Linked DNA regions of Mus musculus: regions 1, 2, 3, 5 and 6 are each linked to region 4. Evidence: chromatin loops called from intact Hi-C (ENCODE). Cell type or tissue: heart. All regions are shown on one strand.

The links. Hi-C counts contacts between places; a loop is a spot of excess contacts. Peaks named below come from ENCODE experiments on the same cell type or tissue, not always from the same donor. Only the 100,000 strongest peaks of a DNase experiment are listed, where the experiment ranks them.
Region 1: a loop joins it to region 4, with 2.5 times the contacts of the local background. A loop is called at or near these places in 5 of 42 quality-filtered maps.
Region 2: it touches region 4 in a loop (2.5-fold over the local background); 2 of 42 quality-filtered maps call a loop at or near these places.
Region 3: a loop joins it to region 4, with 6 times the contacts of the local background. A loop is called at or near these places in 17 of 42 quality-filtered maps.
Region 5: a loop joins it to region 4, with 7 times the contacts of the local background. A loop is called at or near these places in 16 of 42 quality-filtered maps.
Region 6: it touches region 4 in a loop (2.5-fold over the local background); 4 of 42 quality-filtered maps call a loop at or near these places.

What each region holds. Positions count from the first base shown.
Region 1 is chr9:99,578,399-99,582,398 of GRCm38, reverse strand. It overlaps Dbr1 (debranching RNA lariats 1), which reads right to left. Exons shown (of 8, transcript NM_031403.3): 3 at 3,878-3,958; 4 at 2,957-3,042; 5 at 2,036-2,260; 6 at 297-377; 7 at 1-82. Among named protein-coding and RNA genes, the nearest start is that of Dbr1, 4.6 kb to the right of the region's middle. In heart, a CTCF peak has its summit at 1,509 (motif pointing right); no DNase peak of the experiment used is centred here.
Region 2 is chr9:99,060,490-99,064,489 of GRCm38, reverse strand. Pik3cb (phosphatidylinositol-4,5-bisphosphate 3-kinase catalytic subunit beta) reads left to right here. Exons shown (of 24, transcript NM_029094.3): 13 at 282-470; 14 at 1,532-1,653; 15 at 2,616-2,759. Among named protein-coding and RNA genes, the nearest start is that of Gm1123, 27 kb to the right of the region's middle. In heart, CTCF peaks have their summits at 94 (motif pointing left) and 1,760 (motif pointing left); a DNase peak (open chromatin) is centred at 1,689.
Region 3 is chr9:99,240,449-99,244,448 of GRCm38, reverse strand. It overlaps Cep70 (centrosomal protein 70), which reads right to left and starts at 1,108. Exons shown (of 18, transcript NM_023873.4): 1 at 959-1,108. In heart, a CTCF peak has its summit at 2,195 (motif pointing right); DNase peaks (open chromatin) are centred at 1,028 and 2,218; H3K4me3 peaks cover 2,154 bases; H3K27ac peaks cover 2,083 bases.
Region 4 is chr9:98,978,203-98,982,202 of GRCm38, reverse strand. No RefSeq gene overlaps it. Among named protein-coding and RNA genes, the nearest start is that of Faim, 6.2 kb to the left of the region's middle. In heart, a CTCF peak has its summit at 2,273 (motif pointing left); a DNase peak (open chromatin) is centred at 2,262; H3K4me3 peaks cover 899 bases; H3K27ac peaks cover 296 bases.
Region 5 is chr9:99,375,340-99,379,339 of GRCm38, reverse strand. No RefSeq gene overlaps it. Among named protein-coding and RNA genes, the nearest start is that of Esyt3, 19 kb to the right of the region's middle. In heart, no CTCF peak of the experiment used is centred here; no DNase peak of the experiment used is centred here; H3K27me3 peaks cover 320 bases.
Region 6 is chr9:99,046,527-99,050,526 of GRCm38, reverse strand. Pik3cb (phosphatidylinositol-4,5-bisphosphate 3-kinase catalytic subunit beta) reads left to right here. Exons shown (of 24, transcript NM_029094.3): 20 at 3,813-3,980. Among named protein-coding and RNA genes, the nearest start is that of Gm1123, 13 kb to the right of the region's middle. In heart, no CTCF peak of the experiment used is centred here; a DNase peak (open chromatin) is centred at 1,586.

The DNA of each region.
Region 1 (4,000 bases), 600 kb before region 4:
CAGTGGCCCTGAGAACAGTAAGCCATTCAACGTCATACTCTAAGTACTCAGGAGCACTGGGGTCATGTTCTATCTCTAACACCTAGAGGACAAAATCGGAAATTTTAGGTAATTCATTTATATTTAACAGTCTAATCATTTTAAATTAATTAAATTTTAAAATGTTAACATAAGCAACATCAAAGAATTCCCAAAAACGTAAATTATAAATAGCACAAATAAATTTGGAAGTAGCTAGTTCTTTAAAAATCACTGGAAGAGTAGGACTTTTGTAAAATGACTCCTTTTGTTCTTACCTGAAGGAAGTCTCTGTGTGGCAAGCACTTGTCCAAGGCTAAAAACTTGGTTTCTTTGCCTGCTTGGTCTTTATCTGTGGCCTAGATGATACAAACCACGATGTAAGAATTTTAAAACATCACAACAAGGAATTCATACATTGAATCGAGGAGAAATAATACTTCTTACACATGCTCCCAATTCTATGTTGAAAGAATGACTACCAAGTGAGGAAATAAATAAGAAAGAAGAGAAGAGAAGAGGGGAAGGCAGTCTGCACACACATGGGCAATGATGTGGAAAGCATTAACTACTGCTGGCTGCCGTTTCTTCCATAATTCAGAACAAACACTGAGATGACGATGATGATCACCATGTCGTTAAACACTGACACGCGTGACACAAGTGACTCACACAAACAAATGACAGAAACCCGCTGCTAAACACCTGTACTTTATGATTCTTTTACAGGAATTAATCAGAAGAAGCACAGCTCAAACCGTGCGTGTCTACAGCTAAGGATGCAAAGGTGATTACAAACAGGCACAATAGAGTCTGGGATGTGATGGACACAGTGTCTGTCAGCTAGATGGTCTCGTATGCCCTTAATTCCAACACTCCAGAGGGAGAGGCAGGTGGATCTCTGTGAGTTAGAGGCCAGCCTGGTCTACAGAGTGAGTTCTAGGACAGCCAGGGCTATAGAGAGAAACCTTGTCTCAAAACAAACAAACAAACAAACAAACAAAACCCCAACAACAACAAGAGGCTGAAGAGATGGCTCAGCGGTTAATAGCACTGGCTGCTCTTCTGAAGGTCCTGAGTTCAATTCCCAGTAAACACAATGATGGCTCACAGCTCTCTGTAACGGGATCTGATGCCCTCTTCTGGTGTGTCTGAGGAAATTGACAGTGTACTCACATTTATAAAATAAATAAATTGTTAAAATAAAAAAAATAAGAAAAAAAAAGCTAACAACAAAATTGAACTGTGGGTCAGCAGCTGGAGGTTTCTTTCTGCTTCTAGAGACCTTCTCAGAGGTCTAATGGCCCAAAGGGCACTGTCTTTGTGGAGGTGACACACAATGCTTTCCAAAGCTACTGGAGCAAACCTTCTCTGCACTGGAGGTACAATGCTCCGGAAACAGTTTTATTTGGAAATATCCCAAAGCCTTCCCCCTTTTAAGTTTATGTATTTTTTTAAAATGTAGGAATACTCTGTCTGCATATACACCTACATGCCAGAGGAGGGCACCAAACCCTTTAGAGATGGTGGTAAGCCACCATGTGGTTGCTGTGATTGAATTGAGGACCTCTGGAAGAGCAGCCAGTGTTAACTGCTGAGCCATCCCTCCAAGGCCCTTTCTAACGTGGACCTACTCTAGAAGGAACAGGTGCCCAGGCTCTGTCCAGAAGCAGTTCTGGTTCTGCTCCAGCTGTCTCTGTCTCTACACCTCAGGGACAGGAGCTGGGCTCTGGGACCTTTCAGTCTTCAAACACGTTGGTCCCTCTATTAAAACACTCATAGACTCTATTTCCTCCTGGCACTTTAGATTCAGCTCAACCATGCACTTCACTGGAAATTTTCCCTCTCGAAAACTAGACCAACCCCAGTGTACCAGTCTGAAGCAGCTACCCTCAAGCACCTCAGCCCTGCCCCCACACCCACCCTGCTTGTCATCGCTTGCTCATTTCTCCCCACACTGAGTACTGAGGGAGCAACTCCTAAGACGTAAACTGGGTTCTCTGGTTTTCTGTCCTACCTGATGCTGCATCAGGGCTGCGAACTTGACATGCAGGTGCGCGGAGAACCAGTACGCAGGCTGTAGGTGCTCCAGCAGCTCCGAGGCAGCGGGGCTCCCCAGGGTGCTGTTTTCCACTTCTTGGCGGAAAAAAGATTTGGTCTTAAGAAGCTGCTTCTTATTGCCATAATGATATATATTTCTTGGCCAATCATGAGACAAGAATATATGTACAGGCTGCTTTAACTTTAAGGACAGAAAAACAGAAAGAAAATCCTTAGAAAGAGAGCAACCCAAAACAACTCCCTCCCCAACCATGCACCCCCTCTTGCTTTCTGTGCTAATTCATCCTAGGGATACTTTAAGAAAATTGATAAAAATACTAAGCTTGGGCTGGAGAGCTGGCTCAGCGGTTAAGAGCACTGACTGCCCTTCCAGAGGTCCTGAGTTCAATTCCCAGCAACCACATGGTGGCTCACTGCCATCTGTAATGGGATCTGATGACTTTTTCTAGTATGTCTGAGGAGAGCAACAGTATACTCACATACATAAAGTAAATAAATCTTTAAAAAAATATATCATTTTATTTCAGCATATACTTTTTATCCTTAACCTAAGTATAATTTGTGCAATCACAAATTAAATTACAACTGTTTGTTACAATAAAGTTTTAACCATTAAAAATTAAAATCTATGAGTTTGAGGCCAGCCTGGTCTACAGAGTGAGTTCCAGGACAGCCAGGGCTATACAGAGAAACCCTGTCTCAAAAAACCAAAAAAAAAAAAAATTAAAATTTGTTCAACTGTGAACCTCCAAAAACCTATCCAAACTGTATTTTAGAAACACTAAAGTGGTAGTAGTCAAATATTGCAAGTCAATATAATCAAACATTCTACAAATTTAAATTTACTTCAAATCACTGTTATATACTTTTCACATACCTGTTTTAATTTGTAGACCTCTATATTTCTCACATGATATATACTCCTTATGGTAGATGAATTATAAGGGGGGCACTCAAAATGACCTTAAATTGAAGAGAAATAAACCATATGACCATTGTCTTTCCAAAAGAGATTCCCAATTCGCATTCACACAGCCCATGGAACACAGAGCCCGCCCATGTGTGGAGTCCATGCCAACAGATTAGCATGGAGAGCAGAGGGGCAAGGATGAGGAAGTAGACTTTCAATTAACAGTTACATTAAATATGTACACTTTAGTTGTCAATTTAACTCAGGAAATTTGTGAAATCTATATGAATGTAAGCCACTGCTCTAACCAAAAACCACTTAGATACTGTGAAATGAAAGGTAACTGCGGTGTGTCTAAACAATGAACTACTATCTACAGACAAATGAGCAGATTACAGGTAAGTAATGACCTGGACTTCAGAAACTCGTTAAAGCAGCAAGTAAGCTGCAAAAAGATGCAAGCAACGCAACACATTTACACAAGGTGGAAACACACTGAACCCTGTGTACTCGGCAGTGACATGAAATAACCAAGTGAATGATAAACACCAAGCTGGAAACTGCGATTCCCTGGCTACCAGAGGGGGAAGAAGAGGAATCCGACAGTCAAGTCAGTGAACTTCTACTATACCTATACTGTTGTATTTCTTAAAAGTCAAAATTAAAATGGCAAACCCTGAAAAAATTCTAATAAAACTAGATCATGGACACATAGATATACTATATAGCATCTACATTTTCCTGTCCATAAAATACTTATAATAAAAAATTAAGAATAATATCATTTACAGAAGGAATCTGATGAATAAGTCAAACTATAAATTTTGGTTATTTTACTAGAGGGCATGCAAGCTCTAAACTATAAAAGTAATCCCGTCAGAACAATACCTTTTCTATAATCATGAGATTTAAATATGCCAGAGATGCCACCAATCCTTACTCCTCGGTATTTGACAACACCAGCCAAGCCTGAAAAATTATGCATTTTAGTAAAACGGTTTAAGCAAAAAA
Region 2 (4,000 bases), 82 kb before region 4:
AAAGAAAAAATTTAACTCAAACAATAACTTTATAAGCTATTTAAATGGTACAATATATTTAACCTAAAAGCAATAGTGCCATCTAGTGTTTGCACTTGGATTTTATACATAACTCATAACCTATTAACACAGAACAATGCAGACTTCTTAAAAGGAGCCACGTTAGTGAACCTAGTACAGAATTTCAGTTGGTAAAGCTCACAATTATAAAGTCATTGTATATAAATTTGCTGAACGGTTGCACAGTTAAATTCCATAATGGCCATTTTACTTTCTTAAAGAGTCGTGGTGGAAAAAAATTTCTTGCTGTGCTGAAAGAAATCTTGGACAGGGACCCCCTGTCTCAGCTGTGTGAGAACGAAATGGACCTTATTTGGACTCTACGGCAAGACTGCCGAGAAAATTTCCCTCAGTCACTGCCAAAACTACTCTTGTCAATCAAGTGGAATAAACTTGAAGATGTTGCTCAGGTGACAGAAAATTCCTTGTCCCTCCCTCTCCCATCTCTTCCTTCTCTCCCTCCACTTTCTTTCCCCCAAATAACAAGTGTGTGTGTGTGTGTGTGTGTGTGTGTGTGTGTGTGTGACTCTGATTTTGTGTAAAATGTCTTTCCGCAGAAGTATTTCCATTTGTTGGATGTTTTGTTTTGTTACTATGTAACCTTAGCCTCTCTCAAATGTCCAGTCCTCCTGTCTCAGCCTTTAAGGGCTCCACATCTCACAGAGCCATGGCAGAGTTCCTCTTCTGAAGACCTGGGTGTGGCCACAGCTATGTCTTCACATGCAGCTCCAGCTCTTGCCCAGGGAGTCTTGTCGTCTAATGTCCTGTAGCATTTATAACAGGATTTATTAGCCATAAACAGAATGTAGGCACTGTTCAGTTCTCGTGGACCACTCACTTTTATTTCTGATCTGAGGAGCTCGAGCTGTTCTGGCTAATAAAAAGTCTGTAAAGTAATAGATTTCTTTAAACATTCATCTAAAGGCAGATGGGCTTGGTGGTGTGTGTACCTTAAATCTCAGCACTCAGAGGCAGAGACAGGCTGATCTCTGAGTTCTAGACTAACCTAGTGTACAGACAGAGTTCCAGGACAGCCACAGCTACACAGAGAAACTCTGCCTCAGACAAACACATACATACATACTATACATACGTACATACATACATACATACATACATACATACTTTGTAGTTTTAAAATGAGTTATTGACTTTCTTAGTATATATGTCTTTACTTAGCTTGAGACTTGGCTTATTTATAGTTGTTTTGTTCTTAAATTATGCGGTGGTTAATCACTGTAGATACCTGCAGTGTCTTACTTTGTTTTTGGTAGGCACAGAATAACCTTTTAAACGTACACAGAATGTTTCAGAAACAAAGGCAACCTTTGTTAGTCTGCATCTGCCAGGATGTTTGAGGCATCAGTAGTTAAATTTTTTCCTTGTTTTGACTCATCTGTGCTCCCATGTGCCGGGAAAGGTAAGTTACTTTTGTCCACCAAACTTCTGACCCAGTTTTCATTTTAAACAGCTTCAGGCGCTCCTGCAGATATGGCCCAAACTGCCCCCCAGGGAAGCCCTGGAACTCCTGGATTTCAACTATCCAGACCAGTATGTCCGGGAATACGCTGTAGGCTGCCTTCGACAGATGAGGTATCTCTTTTCTGGCACCATCATGGGGCAAGGAGTTACCAGAGTGGGCAAGGAATGTGTGTGAGCACTGGTGGCCAGGTCTTGTGTGGGATCTTAGCGCCCTCTGCTGGCTCTGCGGTGCAGCCCTTACTGCTGCATGAACACTTTAGGTGTGGGAAGGCCACTTTCCCCTTTCACTACAGGACCGAGTTCTGAAACCTTGGTTTCCAAGCGCCTGCCCTTGGCCAACCCTGGAGGCCAGCACTTCTAAACTGAGCAGCCATGCCTCTGTCCCCTCTTTCCTTCCCCATAGTCTATTAATTGCCCCAAATAAGAAGGGTTGGTATTTTAGGATGGAGGCAAGTTTATTTATTTTCACATGGGATCTGCCCTTGAACTCACCGTGTAGCCCAGGCTAGCTAGTTGTCAAGCTCAGACTGATCTTCCTGTCCCCATCCTGGCTATGGTCTTTCCTTGCTTTTAAAATCAGATCTATTTTGAATAGTTTGATAGGCAGAAGGAACTATGTAACCTCTGTATTAGTCTGAGATGTAGAATCCTATGACTAGGAGAAGCAGCCTCCCACTTTATATTTGTTGTTTCTAGTAGCTATAGGTTTTTATAAGTGGACATGGAGAAACTTTGTCTCAGAACCCTGATGTCCTTATTGACCCCTGGAACCTATCTAGACAGATTCACTCCACCACATTGTCCTCTGAACACTGGTACACATACCACATACATCACACACACACACACACACACACACACACACACACACACAAAATAATTATGTTATTTGGGGGCAGTGGGCACGACTCCTGGCAGTTTTTATGTATAATCACGTGGTACAGCGAATGTAAGCACATGACAGGCCTGGTCCAGGAGACCCACGCACATGAGCCAGGGCATGTGACAGTTGGTAGGGAAGGGTCCTTTCATGTTACAGGTGGCTGAGTTTCTCTCCCTTTTGTTTCTTTCAGTGATGAAGAACTCTCTCAGTATCTTTTACAATTGGTGCAAGTTTTGAAATATGAGCCTTTTCTCGATTGTGCCCTCTCCAGATTCCTATTAGAAAGAGCACTTGATAATCGGAGGATTGGGCAGTTTCTGTTTTGGCATCTTAGGTAAGTCTTTGCTATTGCGATTTGATACCATGATGTTCTCTAATAACTAACCCGGTGTGATGTCAGACAGCCAGTGGACTAGCAGCAGCTTCTCCAGGTGCTTTCTGATCCATCCGTGACATTTACACTGTTTGGTGCCTTCTCTTATCTTTTGATACCTAAATTCTGTTTTCATCATTTGGCAAAGTATTTCAGGTAAGTATTCTATGATACTTTCTAGATTTTGAACTAAAACTAGTAACTGTTATATTGTAATATTTTCTAACAACTAATTTTTGTTTAAAAATATTGATTAAATATTTATACTGTGTGTGTGCTCTGATCAAATCTACCCCAGCCACTCCTCTCCAGCTCCTACTGTCATTTTTCCCTCCCAGCTTCATGCGCTCTTTCTTAAGAAATGTTTTTATTTTATGTACATTGGTGATTTGACTGTGTGTATGTCTGCTTGAGAATGTCAGATCCCCTGGGACAGGAGTTACAGACAGTTGTGAGCTGCCGTGTGGGTGCTGGGAATTGAACCCAGGTCCTCTGGAAGAGCAGTGCCAGCGCTTAGCCTCCCAGCCACCTCTCCTGCCCGTGTTTATGTGTGTGTTTGCTTTGTAGTGGCTGGGCTAGACCACAGAGCCGGCACGTGTGTGGTCATTTCAGCCTTCTTAACCTTTCCTCTCACACTTCTGTTCAAACTGCTTGTCAGGAAAAAAAACTTTCCTTTTTAACTAAGCTTTTAAAGAACTCATGGTCTGTGGTATTAATTTTAGCAGATTTTCCCTTACTAAAGTGGTTTTCTTGTTGATGCATATTTTTTATACTTTGTCTCCTCGTCCAATTCAGTACTATTTTAAACCCTCCAGAGAATGACAAAGTAAATATTTTTGTTGTTTTTTTTTTTAATACATACATGCCATTGTTTGAGAAAGAAAAGAAAACTGGGGCTGGCAAGATGCTTCAGTGAGCAGTGGGTCTGGCTGTGCAAACCTGCCAAGCTGAGTCCACATGAAGTGGAAGAGGAGACCCAGCTCTCCTCTCTTGTCCTCTGACCTCCATGTGCCCCCATGGCTAGTGCCCCACGCCCATTATACACTCAATGACAGTGGGAAAGGGGGACAGAAATGTGGTTAGGCTGACTGGCTCATTGGCGGCAGTCAGAGAGATTTTTTTTTTCCACCTGAGTCTCTCCAAATTCCTAAGTTACATTTCCTTTCCCTTTCAAAAGGCAGTTTAAAATGTGGGAATATTAG
Region 3 (4,000 bases), 260 kb before region 4:
TCCTCAGACGGCCTGCATGAAACCTTGCCTTAACGTGAATCAACAATTCAATTCCAACAACATTGCAACTTGCTCTTCACGGTTTACCATTTACTAGCTATTTACTATTTACAAAAATCCATGCAATGCACAAGATTGAAACCAATGCCTGCAGCGCTGATATGATTACAAAATAAAGTGGCAGGCTAGAGAGACAGCTCAGTGGGTAAAGGCACTTGTCCCAAGAAAGCTTGAGAAGCAATCCTCAGAATCCACAGGAGGCGAGAATTCTGTAACCCCGGGCCTCCTGTAGGGAGATCGGACTCTGCAGCTCTCCCCTCCATCCCCTACAGTATGCAGAAAAACAAAAGACCTTGTCTCAAACAAGGTAGAGGCAATGACCGACGCCCAAGGTTGTCCTCTTTCTCTACGTCTGCACCGTGGCGTGAACAATTATTGATTAGTTGATAATAGTGGGAACCTTGATTAGGCTTTGCTGTGTTTTTCACATTAATCAACGTGGACCCACATAAAGGCGGAGTCCTTAAATTTGTAATGAGTCTGACAGGAGGGGTACTCGCCTACCCTTTACTCCGCGATCTCCCACTTGGCTCCAAATCGCTATCACCTGACAGCGCCGCAAAGAGAACTGGAGCTAGCCCGGAACCCAGCCGATTCCATGTAGGAGTCTAAGCTCAGTTCCTGCTTCCTCTACCAGGTCGCACACCTTCAACACTCGGCTGGGAGAAGAGGTTGAGTGAGGAGCGAGGGACACAAAGCGACGGGCGGGCTCCCCGCAGGGAGGTCCACGCCCACACCTGCACGCGCATTTCCTAGCTAGCGCGTAGGAGCCGGGGCGACTCCATTCTGAGGGCCCTGGCTGGTGAGTGGGACGCTCCGGATTCCGGAGAAGCCACCTTTGGGCGTGCACCTGAAGGGGGCCCACGTAAAGTCCTCGGCGACCCCAAGCGCCACTCACCTCGGTCACAGCCCGTGGCTTCCACCGCGCTCGCCCCCGCGGCCTAAGCCCCGCCTACGCGACCGTTAGCGCAGCCAGGCTGACCAATCGAACTGACGCAGTCGATGGCCTCCCAGCGGGGCGGGACAACACCACCTGGCGCGCCGGGAAGGCGGGTCCACGCCGCGCTCTATCGTTAGCTCCGCCCACGGGGCGGGGCTTCTTCCCGCCTCCACTCCCACCGGACCCGGACTTGCTGCGGCTACTTTGTAGCAGGCGCTTTGACACTTCCTGGACGCTCCGCCTGATAGTCGCTCAGTCACCATGGTGTTTCTTTGATCCCCGAGAAGCTAGAAATACACACATTTGCGGTTGCAAGTGAAAGTGAGGCCGGGGCTGCCTTATTATCACTGGATGCCTGCGCTCCCTACAGCTCCCCCTCACGCCCTGACTGCGAGCCTTTTTCAGGAACTGTCTGCACGGGGCAACCCCAATAAGCATTTCTTGATAACATTTCACCTTCTCCTTGAATATTTTCAAAGGTCTACGAAGAACTGAGATGCCTGCCTGACGAAGCTCAGTCTAGATAGGCAGTTTGGGCTCCTGTTAGACACTGATAAGACTGGTTAATAAAGGGTTTGTGGCTACAGAGATAAAAGATTACATAAGGACATGAGGCACAACTCTTGCTTCAACTTTAGATAAGCTGAAAAGCCTTGAAAACGATCTATGGGCCTCCAGGTTAATTAAGTCAAGATCTCTAAAGTGGGGCCCACACGTCCAGAGTTTATATGGTTCCCCGAAGTGATTCTAATGTATAGCCAGGAGGGAGAACCAACTGTCCGCTGAGAAATAATTAAGACTGATTCTAAACCTGGTGGGGAAGAGGGACTGGAGATGTAGATCAGTTGGTAGAATTCAGCGTCCGGGAAGCCCTTGGGTTTGATTCTTCAACACGGCCTAAGACAGGCGAGCTGACACGTGCCTGTAATTCCAGAATTTAGGAGGTACAGGCAGATCAGGAGTTCAAGGTCATCCCTGGCTTTATAGCAAAAGTCAAGACCACCGGAAGCTACAGGAGGCCTTGGCTCAAGGAAAAAAATAAAACGAAGGTCCTTCTCCACTCTTTTCAAAAACCAAAAGTGGGTTAAGAAATCCAAAATATGTAAGGGAAAAAAAATCATGTTCGCAGTCTAAAGGATGACCTCGAGTTTTCAGGAATCTACCATCGTTGTCCTTGCAACTTACAGCCACACGGTGGCGGTATTGACAACAGGCATTTCCAGAAGGACTTGGGAAATGCAAGTCCCATCAGGGTCTTAGTGACCCTAATACATCAACTAAAGTGACTCTCTCTGGGTGGTCCAAGGGCACATCTCTTAAGAGAGTACTGCTCTCAAGCCCACGTTTAGGCACACAGTGAGTCTAAACTGTGTGTGTTCTCTGCAAACACATCCCAATCCCTCTATTCCCCCTCATGGCCCCTTCCTTCCCTTTCTATATCTGGATATTCACACTACGGAGCTGACAGATTTTCATTTTCAGCTTCCTAAGACAATCTAACTGCTTACCTTTTCCAGAACAATAGGGTGACTTTCCCAATCTTCTGAGCCAACCCATAGGCCAAACATCCGTGGGTTAGAATTACTTTTGATGTGAGTAATAAAAATCAAACAAACAAACAAAAAACTCAACTAATTCAAACTGCCTTAAACAATAAAGCAATTGATTAGGTCACACAACACAAACCCTAGAGGAGGGAGACGGAGACGTTGACATTGATTAATTCAAACCAATCTCTTTTTTTTTTTTTTTTTTTGGTTTTTGGTTTTTTGAGACAGGGTTTCTCTGTGTAGCCCTAGCTGTCCTGGAACTTACTTTGTAGACCAGGCTGGCCTCAAACTCAGAAATCTGCCTGCCTCTGCCTCCCAAGTGCTGGGATTAAAGGCGTGCGCCACCATGCCCGGCTTCAAACCAATTTCAATGGTTAAGTGGGTCCAGCTGCTATTAGTCTGTGCTGTTGAAAACATGATAAATTCATACTTATTTTCCAGCTGCCTACTTGGAGCAACCAAGACCACATACTTTCTTTTCCTATAGAAACTTCTCCAGTTTTGTGTTTTGTTTTTGTTTGTTTTATTGAGCCAGTTGGACCTGCCAGATATACCCTACCTCCTGATCAGTAATTGCCAGGGAGATGAAGAGGTGGCTCAAGCCTAAATCCCAGAAAGTAAAAAGGAGGCGCCACATTTTTAAATGGTTTCCAAAGTGCTAGTGCTTCTTCCATTATTTTGTTTCAGTCTTCATTGTTGTTTAAAAACTAAATTTAGCTGAGCAGTGGTGGCACACACCTTTAATCCCAGCACTAGGGAAACAGAAATAGTGGATCTCTGAGTTCTGGCCAGTCTGGTCTATAGAGTACATTCCAAGACAGCCAGGGGTATACAAAGAAACACTGCCTTGAAAAAATAGATATTTAGATAGATAGATAGATAGATAGATAGATAGATAGATAGATAGACAGACAATACCAAATTTGGAAAATCAGCCAACCCATTTAAAGAAGAGACCCAAAACAAAGCATAAACATATGACCTATCTCATGTTTTGTTTTGTGGTGAATGCATCTCCAGCTGCTCTCTTAAAGCGATAGTGTCTGTGGTCAAATTGGTGAGAAGCAGCTTATGAAGCTAACCATCATTCAGATACTTCCTGAAAAACCAGGAAAGCAATCTGAGACTTAGAACAAAGCCGCAAGCTCAGTCAGCCAGAACAAGGACGTTTCGTGTTTAAGTTCAAGACCTTTTGTGGTGCCTTGTTCAGACATGATTTCCTGCCATGTAGTCCTGGTAGGTAGATAATAAATGACTCTTCTTCCCACGGGTGTCCTGCCTCTGTGAAATAGTTACAAAACCAAGCCCAAACTGTCTCTCAAGTCCAGCATACCAGAGACTAGAGAGAGGAACTAGCTGGCTGAAGAATCATAGGTCACCTTGTCCAATTCCAGTGTAGATTTCACTGTAGCTTGGAGCGTGAGGCCCAAATATTAAATGCAATTCTTTT
Region 4 (4,000 bases):
AGAGGCAGAAAGATCTCAAGATGGAAGCTAGGTCAGCTAACCTGTACTGCGTGACTATACTCGATTTTATAAGAGAAAGAGGGAAGGTTACTATTGGTATATTGTTTGGCATGAAAAAGAACAAATTATGTGGACTCCTTAATTTTAAAATGTGTTATACAAGAACACATCACCTCAGTAAACCAGAGTGACTCTGGCCCAAATTCTTATGTTCAAATGTGGTACTAGTTTCATGGAATATTTATAGTAGGATTACAAAGAAAATCATAAATTCACACATTTTTTTCAGTTACATTGGTGGCAACATCAGGAAAGTAGGTTACATATAGCAAAGCTGGAAATGTCCAGCATAAGCCTTAGATGCCCTCTGATGACAGCTGTGGAGTTAAGTATAGACCAGATAGAGAGGCATCTAAGGTTTGTTACCTGGCCTTTGAAGCCCACTTGTTGATTAAGAACTAGTCAAAATGCTAAGAATAGGGGCTAGAGAGGTGGCTCAGAGGTTAAGAGCACTACTGACTGTTCTTCCAGAGGTCCTGAGTTCAATTCCCAGCAACCACATGGTGGCTCCCAACCATCTGTAATGGGATCTGATACCCTCTTCTGGTGTGTCTGAAGACAGTAGCAGTATTCATATACATTAAATAAATAAATCTTTTTTAAAATGCCAAGAATAAATGACATAAGTGGGGCATCTATAGAACTCCCTCCAAGGTACAGGAACGTCACAGACGAGGTGGCAGAAAGAATATAAAGGCCAAGGACAAGATCCCATGCAGACAGGTCTTTATAGTAGGTGTATGTCAGCTCTATGTCCCTTACGCAGACACAGAAATGGAAAGGTTGTATGTGTATTTAAGGGGGCGGGGCCCTCAGAGTGTGGTGTGCATGCAGTAACCCTAGCTCTGGGAAGAATGAGCCGGAGGTTTGGAAGTTCCAGACTAGACTGGGCTACCTAGTAAAATTATGTTTCAAACAATTTTTTTAAAAAAAAAAGTAAAAGAAAAATAGCTTCATTCCAACTATGGTGGAGCTAGAGGATAACACAGACATTTCAGAGACTGATAGATGAGGCCACCATTTGCAGAAGGCCCACTCGGGCTGAGCATTTCATACTGTGTCTGGGGCTGCCATCTGAATCAAGTTGACTGGGTTGTTCAGCCCCATCTCATCTGTAAATTTAAAGCTGAATAGTGACCTGCCAGGTAAGATGTATCCACTAGTACAATTGTGTCATGAAGATAGGCATGAGCAAACATCTACCCTACTCATCCTAGATAAGGAACCAACAACAGACCAAGGAAGGGTACCACCAGCATCCTACTTGGTGGACCAACGGGTTTAATTGGGACTAAGTATGGGTCCTGTAAGGGATCCCTCATAGGAGCAGAAGTTACCCAAAGTAGAAGGTGACTAAACTAACAAAAGGAAGGGGATGTGTGGAAATGGCAAGGGGACAAGAAGAAGTAATAAGAGCTAAGTAGGAGGGAGCTGGAGAGATGGCTCAGCGGTTAAGAGCACTGGCTGGCTGCTCTTCCAGAGGTCCTGAGTTCAATTTCCAGCAACTTCATAATGGCTCACAGCCATCTATAATGAGTTCTGATACTCTCTTCTGGGAATGTCACGTATAAATATGTATGAAACCCATTATGTATATTAGTATATCCTAAGAGAAACAAACGTTCACTCATTTAAGGACTGATGAGATAGCTCAGCATCTACTAACTCAGTAGGTAAGGTTTTTTTGCTGCCAAGCCTGAGGCCGAGTTTGATCCCTGGGACCCATCAGATGAAACTCCACCAGGTGCCCCCCCCCCCCACATCCACACCCTCACTGTGGCAGACATGTGCCTTCCACCCACTCCCACAAATAAACAGAATGTAGCAGTTTTTTAAAAACTTACTAAATTTAACATATATACAGTTTTACCCCCTGCCCATACTCTTACCTTCAACAGTTGCTTGGTTGACCTCTCTCTTCAGCAAGTCTGACCCAGAGCCCTCCCCTTGCTCCCGGCCCCGCCCCTCCTCCCCGGTGTTATCCGTGGCATCGGAGCACTTTTGACACCTTTTTACAACATCTGTTTATTTCTGCCTCCCCTGAAGTTGAATAGACGCTTCACAAAAGCAGGACTGTGCTTTATTTTGTTGTAGTTCGCAGACATCTTGCCAGGACATCTTGTCTCAGAGCCTCATCAAGCTCTGAAACGGTCTAGTATTTTATAGCTACTTTAACTGGTACCCTCCTGTCGCCTGGCAGCGCCCTCTGGCGGCCACCGGCCTAAGTCACGCAGATGACTCTCCGCGCAGGCGCAGGACAGCATAGGCGTTCCTGCAGTTCTGTAGAGACTTTCTCAAGTTTTGCTTTCCAGGAGATGCTAAGAGTGAAGGGCGGGGAGGGCAGAACGCAAGACCAGGCTGGCGAGAACCTCAGAATCACTTGGAAAACTTTCTTTTTTCAAAGGGGTAGATCGCTTATTTTTGGAGGGCTTTAATTTTCCGCAGACCCCACCTCAGTGACCTCTTCCCCATCTCCTCCTCTCAGGCGATGCTCTCCCGAGGTGGGTAGCGAGGCCCGTGAAAACTGTCCCTAGGGAGTCAACTAGCTATGGCTGGTAGCCCGAGGACACATCCTGGTGTGAGGAGCTGGTTCCAAACCTGTCCTCACTGCCCCAAGATTCCCGGTCCTTGTCAGCTAGAGATTGGAGCCTGGATCGCTAGTTTGTTGTATAGTGCAGTGGAATTGGAGTTTGAAGAGTTAAGAATGAGCAACCCACTTGTCGGATAGTTTTTGTTGCCTTCTTAGGTAACAGGAGGACTCAAAGTGGTCTACTTCTTTTCTTGTGTGTGTACCCGTCTGTCTGTCTTCCCGTCTACCTCCTATTGATCTACTTTTTGACTTTGTTTTGATAAAGCACTGGGATGTGGTTGTAAAAGGAATGACTAATGACTGTAAACAAATGTGGAAAGTTCCCATCGGAAGGACTCTTCTTCCCATTCAGGATGGACCTGGCTGCCTGACTAGCAGAGTCACAAAAACAGTATTGACAGAATTGGCCCAACTCCCTCCAGAGTGGGAATCAAGCTGGGGGCAGCACCAGGACTTGGGGGGGGGGAGCTGTGGAGACTTTGTTGCTCGAACAAAGTTTCTCATGACCTTTTGGGGGGGGCGGAGATTTGAGACAGGGTTTCTCTGTGCAGCCCTGGCTGTCCTGGAACTCACTCTGTAGACCAGGCTGGCTTCAACTCAAAGAGATCCACCTCTCAAGTGCTGAAATTAAAGGCCTGTGCCACACACCTGCCCCCACCCCCACCCCGCTCTTGACTCTTTTTTTGTATGATTTGATGGCAATTTTTATCCTAAAACTTGGATGCTGTACTTTTTTGGGTTCTTGCCCATTCGGTTCATGGTTCTATCTGCCTCTCTCCTTCTCCTTCCTCTCCTTCTTTCTCTTCTTCCTCCTCCTCCTCCTTTTTCAGCAGGTTTATTTTTTTTTGAGTTTTTTTAAAGATTTTATTTATTTATTTATTTATTTATTTATTTATTTATTTATTTATTACATGTAAGTACACTGTAGCTGTCCTCAGACACTCCAGAAGAGGGAGTCAGATCTTGTTACGGATGGTTGTGAGCCACCATGTGGTTGCTGGGATTTGAACTCCTGACCTTCGGAAGAGCAGTCAGGTGCTCTTACCCACTGAGCCATCTCACCAGCCCAGGTTTATTTTTTTAACCTCTTCTCATTTTGTTTATTTGTTTGATTCTTTTAAAAACACCCTCTCTCAGTTCTCTGATTTACAATGGGTCACATCTACAATGGACCAAGATCCCAGGTCTGCTGCGGTAGAAGCCAAAGTCTGAGATTCATTTGTTCTCTTGAGTCAGTTATAGCTAGTCCCAGATGCTAGGATTTTAGTAACAAAGTAATTATGTACTCATTATTTTCTAAATTTTATAGTACAAAATTGTGTTTACTTGTTCCTAATCATTTAAAGACTG
Region 5 (4,000 bases), 400 kb before region 4:
TGTCAATCAAAGTATATCAGAACCATATATGCCCGCCTACAACCTCAGGCGGGAGGGTCATGTGTCTGAGAGCAGCCTGCTATATAACACGTTGGGTTGGCATTTAGTCTAAGCTCTGCCCCACAGTTACCTGGACTCACTATAAAGGGGGCTGCTTGCCTCCTCCTCACTCTCTTGCTCTCCTGCCCTTGTTTCCTTAACCTCTTCCCCCTCTCTCCACATTCACCTCCCCTCCTCTCCACATGCTCATAGCTGGCCTCCTCTCTCTCTCTCTCTCTCTCTCTCTCTCTCTCTCTCTCAACTCCCCTCCTCATGCCCTGAATAAACCCTATTCTATACTGTATGGCTGGTCCTTCAGGGGGAACGGATGCCTCAGCATGGGCCCAAAGAGGAACCCCCTTCCCCCACACCATACTGCACCTCCTTACCAAACATATTCCTCTCTTCTTCTATCTTTTTACAAAACAGTCCAGGCCAGAGAGATGTCTCACTGGTGGAAGGTTCGCACTTCACAGGTATGAAGATGTAAAGCTGGATCGATGTAAGAAGTGGGGAGTGGAACTTACTACCTTCTGAGCCAATTTACCGTCATCTCGTCATCTCGGGAAGTTCAGCTGCAAGCTCCTTCAAAAGGGTTATCTCACCTGAGCGATCTACTACCTATTGTATGCAACTCTGCCTTAGTTGCTGGTGACCTCAGAGAAGCATTTGGGATATATAGGCACAGGAAGACCAAGGGGAAAGGGGCTCTAACTGGCTCCAGGAGCCTCTCTTCTCTGCTGGTAAAGTGACCAAGCCCGCTCAATCAACAAGTTCTCCAGCACAGTAGTGAGGATTAAAAAGAAAAAAAGACAGTTAGACAGCATTGTAGCATGACCCCAGTCAATCCTAAGACTGAAGGCAAATTTCATTTTCCCAATCCGCTTTTTATACCATTTTAATTACATGCAAGTATGAAGGGTGAACAGTACAATAGGGAACCAAAGAGACCATAGTCAAGGAACAAGCAAGACAATAAACACAAAGCCATGATCGCTCCAGTGAGGCTGTTTCTAAGGATGATCAAGATAGCAGAGCCTACTTCTCTGTTCTACCCTAAAACCAGATTCTTACTTCCCTGTCCTTGGCAATGTCAGATTCCTGCCTGAGCTTACTTCCTTGTCATGGCCAATGTCAGACTCCTGCCAAGTAAAGACTTTCCAAGTGTGGCCTATTGAAGGAAAACCCCGACGCCTTGGTAAGTAAGTGCTCACTTGTGCTCTGTAAGGAAGACCACCAGATGTACTGGTTTCCCAGAGTGAACTCTAATAGAACAGTACCTTGGTTTGTCTTTGGGACTTTAGGAGGAAGTACTTACTTAGATAGAGGCAGAGAGAGAGAGAGAGAGAGAGAGAGAGAGAGAGAGAGAGAGAGAGAATAGAGACCAACCATGAACACATGGAGAGAGAGGGGGGAAGGGAATGGGGAGAGATGGGGGAAGGGGCAAGAGGACAGCGGAGGCAGGAAGAAGACAAGAGTGAGAGAGAGGAGGGGGCAAACAGCCCCTTTTCATAGAGGGTCAGGCATACCTGGAGGTTGCCAGGTAACTGTGGGGCAGAGCTTAGACAAAATGCTAACAGTGGTGGTACACACTTTTTCGAGGCAGGGTTTCTCTGTGTAGCCCTGGCTATCCTAGAACTAGGTCTACAGACCAGGCTAGCCTCAAATTCACAGCGATCCACCTGCCTCTGCCTCCTGAGTGCTGGGATTAAAGGCACGCTCCACCATTGCCTGGGGGTGGTGCACACTTTTAATCCTAGTACTGGGGAAGCAGAGGTAGGTGGATCTCTGTGAGTACTAGACCAGGCTGGTCTTTGCAGTAAGTTCCAGGCAAGCCGGGGCTATACATAAGATCCTGTCTCAAAAAGTAAAATAAACAAAATAAAATAAGCCCAGTAAAATCTAGGTTTCAGCCTAAAATCTTCTACCCCCAAAATTCTATTCTCTCCTAGGAAATAGAAATGAGAGGTTGGTAAAGATGATCTTTGCATCTGTAAGCCAAAGTGTGTCAAGGTCCTAGGTGAATCACAGTTAGGGTATGGTTAAATAACAAAATACTACATCAGCATAACAAAGGCTGGTGCTGCCAGTGTGCCTATAGCCTTAAAAAAATCTTCATTTCCTGAAACCTCCCAGCTCTGGAGGTTACAACCTCTTTTGAAAGACCTGGGCACCCCTAGATGTCACAGGCCTGTTGGCGAAGATAGACTGGGGACTCTGACTCCATCACTTGCTAACCCCCTAGGTAGTATATGCTCACTACTATCTCTCTGTACTGATGACTTTATGGGCCAGGGGTCTTTTCCTCTGATGCTGGAATCATATGACTACTCACCGCTAGGGCTAATGTGGGGATCAAACGGCCTAATGCGTTCTAAGACCCTAGCAAAGTATCCTGACCACGTGCCGACGAAGCTTCTCCGCATGCAGTATTTGTTATTTCTACGATCACGATCATTATTAGTATCTCTACTTGACAGTCTTTCTGGCCGCTTAAGGAAGCCTGGCAAGCTGGGACAGTGCCTGTACTGACCACCAGAGGGCGCCATTGTAGAGCGAAAAAAAAACCCAAAATCCAAAAAACAAACAAACAAACCATGCCCTTTCTCCTTTCTGTGGGATTTCCTAACCTTCTAAACTTCAGGTACCAGAGAAATATACATTTTGAGTTCAAGTCCACCGTTTTCATGTGTCAAATGTTTGTCAAAACTCCAGACCAAATTCTCATCTAGACAACTGCTCGATCAGCCTTCTGGAGCTAAACTTAGCCACCCCAGGGTAGCCTGGCACTTCTGGACACTTTGTGCCTAATCAGCTTCAGTCCCTCACAGTTGACTTCATGTGCCTTCTGGAGACTTTTCATACAGTTCTACATTCTACATATGGAGAGAGCGTCTTCCTTGAATCCAGCCAGCTTCTTCAGTTAGAAAATCATCCACGGCCCGGTAGTGGTGGCGCACACCTAGCACTTGAGAGGCAGAGGCAGGCGGATTTCTCAGTTCGAGGCCAGCCTGGTCTACAGAGTGAGTTCCAGGACAGCCAAGAGTACACAGAGAAACCCTGTCTCGAAAAACCAAAATATATATATATATATATATATGTGTGTGTGTGTGTGTGTGTGTGTGTGTGTGTGTGAAAAACCCAATATATATATATATGTGTGTGTGTGTGTGTGTGTGTGTGTGTATAAAAGAAAGAAAGAAAGAAAGGAAGGAAGGAAGAAAGAAAATCATCCACAGCTCCAATTTCCCCTGACCTCCCGCTTTCCTGCACACTCTAAATCCACTATCCAAGAGTGTTTGGTGAGGGCCACTTCTGTGGATGGAGCTTCAGAGACAGCTTCCTAAGTCCATGTCTGGGTCAGTAGCCTTCGAAGTGTAGTCCTGGTACAAAGGGCACATTCTTGGGGACTTGTAAAACATGGACATTCTCCAGGCCCACTGCGTCTCAGTCTCTGGGGCGAGGCTGGAAGGCTAGGTGGGGAGAACTCGTGGGGTAGCATGGGGTCGTTGAGGATGTCCTGGCTTGCATACCTCCCCACTTTGGGAGCGGCAGGATCCCTCCCACAGACAGGTGAAGCTGCTCTTGTATTGCTTCAACCGTCCAACTTATATTCCAACCCCCCCTCCCATGTTGGTATGGAACACTGTTGTGGCTTTAGCCTTCATCCTTGATGAAAAGATGTCATGTTTTGTTATCGTTGCTTAGCGAAGAGCCCTGACTTATGACAGCCCACTATCAGATAATGTGATTCTGCTGTGATACTGTCTCCTTCAAGGCTGGTAGATGTTGCCCTGGGACCCAGAAGGGAGGGGAGAGAAGGCAGGCAGTATTTTCTTTGCCCTGTGAAGCCAGCCCTGTATAACAGCAAGCGAAAGGAGAAGGTGATGCTCTGGGAAGGAGAGGCGCAGACCTACTTCCTAGGAAGCTCACCATCAAATCTCCAGGTAGGCTCCTGCGG
Region 6 (4,000 bases), 68 kb before region 4:
AATTACTCATAAGGAATACACCAATCTTTTGTTGTTGTTGTTGTGACCAAATTCCTACCAAGAAGCAACTCAGGGGCCAGTGAGATCTCTCAGTGGGTAAACCTGCTTGCAGCACAAGCCCAGTGTCTGAATTCAGTCCCCAGTTGTCCTGACGGAAGGAGAGCCACTGTACGACAGACACAGGGTGCAGTGCTTGACTGGCAACTGCAGGTTTGTCCAGACCATGGGCCTTCCTGGGTTACAGAGCCTGAGCTGCAGACTGGCTTCTTAGTCTCATCAGCCTAACTGAAAACTCCAACCCAGATTTTCTCTCCATTCTGGTTCTGTTCATTCTACCCAAAGTTGGCTTGCATTTAGCACCATGAACTTCATTGTAACCTCAGAAAAACAGAGGCAGCCATGTGTGGGAGTGCTGGGTGTGTGCTCGGTTCCTGTGCAATAGGAAACACCCGAGTGTCCAGTGGGATGTTGCTGGCACTTTGAACTCTGACCTCCTCTCTCCTCACCACCCTCCGTGACTGTCTCTATAAATACCTACTCCACCATGCCCGCTGTGTTTGTTTTTCTTGTGGGCAGCATGCACTCTTCTGTGTCAAGTACTTGGTACCTCCTATATGTTACTATTTTAGTACTGTAACAGTGCCCTGCTCCTAGTAACAGACCTGTGTATGCTCATCTAAATTCTCTCCGTGTCGTGTTACTCTTGTGTCTCTCCTGTCAGGAGTAGAACATTTATAAGGCATAAATATGTTGAGATGCCTTGTTTTTGCGTCACAGTTAGCACTCAGTTTTTCCTGCCAACTGAAAAGTTGTTAGCCTCAAATCTGTCTGACATTTGGTAGACTTGACAGTCACCTGTGCCCCTTGTCCCAGAGCTACATGCCAAAAAGGGGGCAGGGGGTGTAGTTGTCTTCATTCACATGTATATCTGAGTTTTTTTGATGGAAGGTTTTTTTAGGCAGGCAAGAGGGAGCAGGAACTCTCTACTATGCAGTCCTGGCTGTCCTGGAGACCAGACTGGTCTCAAGCTCACCGAGACCCACTTGCCTCCCCCGCCCGCCCCCACCCCAAGTAGTCCTGGCTCTACTGATGGGATTTTTTCACTTCTCGGAGACCATGCAAAGGTTTAATGTAAGATGTTAATGATATTGGTACTGGCAGGGAAGCATGTGAGAGTAATTCAAACGCCAGGTAAAGGAGGGTTTGCAGTGTGACCCCTCACAGTGGGTAGAGGTGCTCCGCAGACTTGGATCTGTGTGGTACCTTCCTCCATCCCTCTAGCATGGTGTGTCTCGTTCTAGAATCTCCCATGAAGGTTAGAGATTGTCTTAGGTCAGAGAGTGTGAGGGTAATGTTGAAAGTGCTGGCTTGTCCTTTATAAAGACTGGATATAGGCCCTGAGGTGATGGTGGGGGTGGGGGGTGGGGTGGGGTGGGGTGGGGTGGGTCTAAGCTTGTCCCCAGCATGACTTCTGTCAAACCATCTTTCAGATGAGGATGTTTTTTCCTTCCCATTGTGCAAGCCCATCTTTAAGTCACTGATTGCTTTCATCATTGCTTGCTTTTGAAGAGGAAGTTGTTGGAGTTTTGCCCAGTTTGGGCTCTGACTGGGCTCCAAGGGGATGCAGGATGCAAGAAAGCTCACTGTAACCCAGCAGCCCTGTTTGCTTTGCATGGCTTGTGTCACAATAGGCTGAAAGGCACTAGCAAAAAACTTACTATTCCTTAGTTTCTTCTTAAAAGAAGAAAAGAAAGTAATATGGGTCTAAAATAATTGATTAGTATTTTTGGTCTGCCAGAATGTCATCTGACGGTGGTTTTTGCATGTAAAAGAGTATATAATAATTGAATTCTTTTTTAGAAGTAATTTTAGAAGCTAATCCAGCTCTTTTATTGGATTGTGATACACACTAATGGACTCATCTTCCCCCACCCCACCCCCACACACCCCAATTTCTCTCTCTCTCTGACCCTCACATGAACTGCAGGACCCCACACCAGCTTTCCAGTATGTCACATCTTTTTCTAACCTTGCTCATGTGTTCTTTCTGGCCCTATCCCAGAGCCCTCCTGTCCTCCCCCCTCAAAAGGTCTTTAGTGAATTGTAGGCCTTTTCTAAGTTGCTCAGGTTGGCCTTGATCTTACTGTGTAGACCAGACAAGCCTTCAGCTCTCTGGGAAGAGGGGTACAGACGGGGCACACACAAGAGGCCAGAGGAAGAAGCCAGGTATCTACCCTTCTCTCTCTACCTTATTCCTTTAAAAGAGAGTATCTTAGTGAACCTGGAGTTTGGTTGTTGGCCAGCAATCCCCATCAATTCCCCCTTCCTTGTCTCCTCAGCACAGCTGGCTTTTTATGTAGATTTTGGGAGATTTGAACTGAGGTCCTTACACTTACACAGCAAACATTTTTACCCACTGAGCCATCTCTTTATCTTAGAGATCTTTTTAAATTTTTAAAAGACTTTTAAATTTTGAATCATGACTATTTGTGTAGTTTGTGCATGTGAGTGCACTGCCCTCAAGAGACAAAAAGAGGGCATCAGATCCCCCCTGGAGCTGGAGTTAGAGGTTGTACGCTGTCTGATGTGCGTGCTAGGAACTGAACTTCTTCCATCCTCTGTAAGAGCAACAGTCCTGAGCCCTCCCCCTGCCAGGGCTTTCCTCAGTGACCGCACTCACATTGTGCCTCGTGCTTCATAAGCTTAGTGAGAGCAAGACTGCTTATTTCTGAATCATAACTGATATCAGATAGAAAGTGTGCCACATAGCTGCACCCAACCGTTTCCTGAACCCATGCGTTATGTCTGTTGGTTGTTTGTTTGGGCTACAGTCTCATGTAGCCCAGGCTGGCCTCAGACTGCTATGTAACAAGGGATGAATCTTACAGCCAGGCCCCACCATGCCCTGCTTTGTTCCTATTTTCTGTAGTTAATTTAATGTCTCTTTGAATCTCCCAAGATAGTACACTCCATTACCAGCGTATTCTTTTTCCTCTCTTTGTGTTTTAAGCAAATGTTTCATGGAACCCAGGCTGGCCTTAAATCCCCACCCCCAAGCACTGGCAGCTCAAGCATGTGCCACCGTGACCAGCCCAAGTAATTCTTAAAACAATGATTTGTGCATGTGCCTGTCCTGAGGCTTACGCATGGATCTGAGGTCAGCTCGCAGGAATCTGTTCTTCCTTCCAGCATGCTGGTCCAAAGGATTGAATTCCAGTCATTATTAGGTTTGGCATCAAACACTTTCTCACTGAAGCATCTTGCCTTTCCACAAGTCACTCTTTTTATAATATAGTTTCTAGAAAATTGGAGAAAGTTGAGTGTTGGTGCCAAATGTCTTAAGTTCAGCACTCAGGAGAATCTCTTGAGTTCGAGGCCGGCCTGGTCTACAGAGTGAGCTCCAGCACAGCCAGGGCTGCACAGAGAAACTGAGGCCGGCCTGGTCTACAGAGTGAGCTCCAGCACAGCCAGGGCTACACAGAGACACCCTGTCTCGGAAAAGAATGATTCTGGTTCTGGAGCTTTAGAGTAAAAAGGGGATGAGTTCTTGCTTGTAGGCTATGCTCCTCTTTATCAGTTCAGGCAAATTGAATATTCCATAAGCACAATTATACACAAAATGATGCATTTAGCTGCAGCATTCTGGTAAACCATTCTATCTGTTGGTCCAAGTTCCATTTTCCGTATGGTATTACTGACTGACAAGCTGTTAATAATAAAATTCTTCTCTTTTAAATCAAAGGATAAAACTTAGAAAATGGATGTTTCCTGTCATGGAGAACATGGCCCCTTATGTCTGTGTTCCTTTCCAGGATGCTCCCCTATGGCTGCTTAGCAACAGGAGATCGCTCTGGCCTCATTGAGGTTGTGAGCACCTCTGAGACAATCGCTGACATTCAGCTGAACAGTAGTAACGTGGCTGCCACGGCAGCCTTCAACAAAGACGCACTCCTGAACTGGCTCAAGGAGTACAACTCTGGGTGAGTGCACCCTCTGCATT